Linked DNA regions of Homo sapiens: region 2 is linked to region 1. Evidence: chromatin loops called from intact Hi-C (ENCODE). Cell type or tissue: Caco-2. All regions are shown on one strand.

Region 1 (2,500 bases):
GCTCATCTTCCCCAGGGAATTCAAGTCACACAACAGAAACAGAGTTCAGTGTTCGATATCGGAAAAAGCCTTGCCAATGTCAAGGGTGTGAAAAACATTGATGTGCACCCAGCTGAGGTCATTTATTTATTCAATAAATGTTTGTGGAGTGTCTACTGGGTGCCTGGCACTGGGCTGGGTACTAGAGATACAATGACAACAGCAACACAACAATAGCACAACAATAGAAGGCGCCAACTCTGATTGAATGCTCAGCACCTGCCTGGCGCTCATTTAATCCTTCAATATTTACAACAACCCTGTGAGATAGACACTATTATTTTGCACTTTTTATGCATGAAGAAACTGAGGCACAGCAAGTGGCCAGCTGTCATCATAATATCTGGTGGCAAAAAAAAAAAAAAAAAGATTTGCTGCCCCCAACCGTGGAGCCCTCCATCACCTACTGTTAGAAATGGGATCTTGTTGGAGATGCAGATCAACCCCAGACCTACTGAATCAGAATCACTGCAAGATTCCCAAGTGACTGTGTGGACGTAGTGAAATTTGGAGAAGCACCTTCAAAGGAAGGTTAGGACACATAGACCAGCTCCCACACAGCTGGTAAGTGGCAGAGCAAGGACTGGGGCCTGGCTGTCTCACTTCACCACGACACTTTGCCATCTCTCCACAGTGACTGAGACAGATGTTGCCCTCGAGTTGCCCACAGGCCAGTAAGAGAGACAGACAAGTAAATGGGCTGTGACAGGAGAGTGGGGTAAATGCCGCCGAGTGGGTGCTATGGGGGGTTTGTAGCAGCGTGGCATTTCATAGAGAGTGCTGGAAACGCGTGTCCTATCCAACTTATCCAACAAGACCCCATTTCTAACAGTCAGTGATGGAGGACTCCAGGGCAGCGGGAGGAAAACCTTTATTGCTACTAGACATTGTGATGAGGACAGCTGGCCACTCCCTTTCTGATGCAGAGCCCAGATAACCTCCTAGTTAATGATGTCACAGCTGCTGTCACACCTACCGAATCTCCTAGGATACTAAGCATGATGTTAGATTACTAACCTAGCTGACCTCAGACAGGGCTTGCTATAAGCCAGCCACTATTCTAAGTGTTTCACAGACATTTAGCCCTCACAAGGACCCAAGGAGGAAGTTTCGGTAGTCATCAGCTCCATTTTGCAGGTGAAGAAACGGAGGCCCAGAGGTTGTAACTTAGCGACTTGCCCAAGGACATACCACCACTAGGTGGCAGAATGGGGCTCTGAACTTCTGCCAGTCTTTGAACGTGACTGCCCAGGGCCCTTCTGCCAACTTGCCTCCTGGCTCTTACTTAACCCTCCACATTCCTAATAAAGGGGCCCAGGGTCAGAGAAGTTAAGTCATCTGTGCAAGGTCACGCAGCTAATGAGGGGCAGAGCCAGGATGCAGACAGAGGTGGGCCTGAGCCCAGGCTCCTTCTTTTTAATGGCTCTACTGAAAAGCAAGAATTTGAGTTTCTGCTCAGATCCCCAAGTGGTTGGTTCTCCAGCTGTAACAAGACTTAGAACCTTTTTGTGGCTACCAAAAAGAAAAGAAAAGCGAATGGAGCCACTGAGGACTGGGCCATAATCTAGGCCCCAAGCTCCCAAATGGAAGCGTGCTCTTTTCACCCTGGAGCTCTTCCATTTCTGATGCCTTCGCAGGATTTTGTGGTCTCTGATCAAAATGTGTCCATTCGCCTTCATCCTTCCTAGGCAGAAGGAACAAGGAATCATTCTAGAAATATCACCCTGCTGCAGACTTTGGAGGAAACTGAGTCCCCATTAAGGCCATGACTGCCAGAGACTCAGGGGGCTGGGACAGGGTTCGGGGAAAACGGGCTGTGGATGCTAAGGCAGCCCGTCTAGCCCCACCCTGCTTGCCTAGGGCCCTGCAGAGCTTCCTGACCTGGCAGCCCCACAGGATCTGCTCCCTTCAGCCTGTTAGAATAACAGTCCTCCTCCTCCTCCTTTCAGCCAACTCTCTGCCTGAGAGCCAACCACTTCGATTCACCACCGAGTCTCTTGCCGTCAGCACTCCTGTCAGAGCACTGATTGCTAATAAAAGCAGTACAATTGTTGATTGAGAATAAGAAATAAAAATAAAGCACTCGAGCTGACCAGCCACTGTGCCAGGCCCTGTTTCAAGCTTGTCGGTCTTAAAGCCAGGGAAACAGGAAAATTGCTGCCAGCTTAGACCAGCTCCCACGCGGCCCAACCCAGCTCCTCGAACCAGCATCCATCACCTTCTTTCAAAGTGTTTCTCCCTCCTGTACCAGCCCATGTTCTCGCCTGGGGATACCTGAACACACCCCTATCTCAGTGTGTCCTCGGCAGGTTATACCTGTCACCATCACCCACCACCGTGGGGACACATGCTCATTTATCTATAGTGAGATATTGCAGGGCCAGAGGTGGGGCAGGGGAGTCCAGGACCATAGGTGTGAGAAATATAGAAACACTGGGTGGTAGTGGTTCAGAGATGGGGG
Region 2 (2,500 bases), 140 kb after region 1:
ATTTCTCATTACTACCTGATGGCTTAAGTCCAACTCATCTTAGTCTATTTCCATAGACACGCGTCTGGATCTTAGAGTGGAGTGAGCTTACCTCAGTCAACTATGGCCTCAATAATGCTGCATAACAAACCATCCAAAACTTGGTGGCATACAACAGTCAGCATTTACTCCCTACTCTGGCATCTGCAGGTCTACTGGGGAGGCTCTGCCTCAAGCCATAGGCCTGCTGTATCTGGCTTTGTTCCCCAGGTTTCTCGATCTGGAGGGCATGTTCTTCTCCCAGCAATGGCAAAGGCCCAAGAAGGCAGCAAGTCCAACTGCGCAAGCACATTCCAAGCTTTTGCTTGCTTTGTAACTGCTAATGTCCCATTAGCCCAAGCAAGTCACGCGGCCAAGCTCAGCATTAATGGTTGGGAAGTACATTTCTCTCCTAGAGGTTTGGGGAGAGAAAATGAATATTTGCTGAACAATAAAATACCTAAGTAAAGACAGGAGGCTTTGGGAGGCCGAGGCGGGCAGATCACGAGGTCAGGAGATCGAGACCATCCTGGTTAACACGGTGAAACCCTGTCTCTACTAAAAATACAAAAAATTAGCCAGGCAAGGTGGCGGACGCCTGTAGTCCCAGCTACTCAGGAGGCTGAGGCAGGAGAATGGCGTGAACCCGGGGGCGGCAGAGCCTGCAGTGAGCCGAGATCGCGCCACTGCACTCCAGCCTGGGCAACAGCGAGACTCTGTTTCAAAAAAAAAAAAAAAAGACAGGAGGGCCTGTGTCATCCAACTTTATAGAAGTTTGGGATGGCTCCAAGATAGTGCAGCACAAGAGGCGAGAGGCTTCCTCCCTTCTTCTCCACCTACAACAGACCACTATTCAGCTTTGGCCCCCTGAACTGTGTCCCTTGAGAGATGGCAGCAATAACAGAGCCCAGTGAAGCAACAGTGGGGCAATAGTGGTGACTGGTGGACACTTCTGGGCCTGGCAGACCAGCAGCAGAGCTCAAAGGGTTGCCCAGGAGTGCAGAGGGAGAGGCTGCAGTGCCCAGCAGAGCAGCAACAGTGCCCGGAGTTCCCAGCACCTGCAGAGCAGCAATGATGTCTGCAGGGCCATGCCCAGTGGAGCAGCAGCACCCCCTAGAGGGCAACTTGGTGCTCACTGAAACAGCAGCATATGTGTCCAGAAGTGCCAGAGACGTCCCAGGGATTCTTGGGAAACTGCGAGATTTTTCAGAGGGTGGTAAGGTGGGGACACAAGACAGTGAAATTTGAGCCATTTCTGTTACCCATGATTTCATTGATACCCATGGACTAGTGGATCCTGGGGAAATTTCTATTATATAAAGTGGGATATCTAACCCTGAATCCCAGACCCCCTCAGAGCGGAGAACAGGTTCCCCAAAATACATACACACACACACACACACACACGAACACACACATACAGAGGGAGGGAGAGAGAGAGAGCACAAATACCCTTAGATCCCACCCATCAGAAAGAAACAGGAGCCTTAGCTTCTCCTAGCATCCCCTTCCTTCTTCCCATAGACTCATCAAATATAGATTTCTACCTATTCTAACCAAGACAGGCCAGTGATCTGTAACTAATCCTGTGCCTGGAGGGCAGAGCAGCCTCAATTCTGGGGTCTCAGGAGAAGAACATTGGAATGGCCTCTTTGTGGGGAAGCTCCTCCCTGCTCTCCATCTGTCCAGCCCCACCAAGCCCTGTAGCTGGTGATCATTAAGCAGTAAAGGCATCCCTAATGGTGGCTAATGGCGGGCTTAAGTACTAGTTACCTGAAAGAACCCCTGGGGTTGGCTCACTTACTGTATTGAGTGATCCTGCAGACCCACAGAGCCACTCTTTCTAATGAGGAGAGCGACTGAATGCTGAATTCAAGCCCAGAAAATGGCTGGGGAGAGAAGGGGAGCCTGCCAAGGCCCTCTATAAGGGTCCAATGTGAAAGCACAGCCCTCCTCTTGCTGTTCCTCTGTGGCTCCAGTTGCCCAGGCTGCCCTGAAGGGGTTGAATAGGGAATATGGCATTAATAGTTAGCAGCTGAGGCTTTCAGGCCAGCCCCAACTTTCACCTCCACTCTATCTCAGTCACCAATCCCATGACAACAGCCTGGAGCCCTTGCTTCCCCAGAGCTGCCCTGCTTCAAAAATCCATTCTGCATCTGGTTGCCTGCCTTCCAGGCTCCTCCCACCTGCCTCCCACCACTCCTGCCTTTCCTTGCATATTCTCTATACCAGTCATGACCACACATTTCTCCCAAGTGTTCAAGCCACAAACTTAGATATCCGTCCTCTCCTTTGAATCTATCACCAAATCCTACGATTCTTCCTTCTAAATGTCTCTTAATTCTACCCAGCCCTCTCTATCTTCCTTGGGCAACTTCCCATCATCTCTCACTTGGCCCACTTTGGTGGACCTCAATGGCAAGGACCCTGTTGTATCCATCTTTGTATCTCAAATGTTGGACCCAGGCCTGGCACAAGATAA

The links. Peaks named below come from ENCODE experiments on the same cell type or tissue, not always from the same donor. Only the 100,000 strongest peaks of a DNase experiment are listed, where the experiment ranks them.
Region 2: a loop joins it to region 1, with 21 times the contacts of the local background. A loop is called at or near these places in 15 of 110 quality-filtered maps.

What each region holds. Positions count from the first base shown.
Region 1 is chr1:34,459,186-34,461,685 of GRCh38, forward strand. The region is part of intron 8 of LOC105378641 (a long non-coding RNA gene); the gene reads right to left. Among named protein-coding and RNA genes, the nearest start is that of MIR552, 210 kb to the right of the region's middle. In Caco-2, no CTCF peak of the experiment used is centred here; a DNase peak (open chromatin) is centred at 1,256.
Region 2 is chr1:34,596,965-34,599,464 of GRCh38, forward strand. All of the region lies in intron 3 of LOC105378641 (a long non-coding RNA gene), which reads right to left. Among named protein-coding and RNA genes, the nearest start is that of MIR552, 71 kb to the right of the region's middle. In Caco-2, a CTCF peak has its summit at 1,132 (motif pointing left); a DNase peak (open chromatin) is centred at 1,097.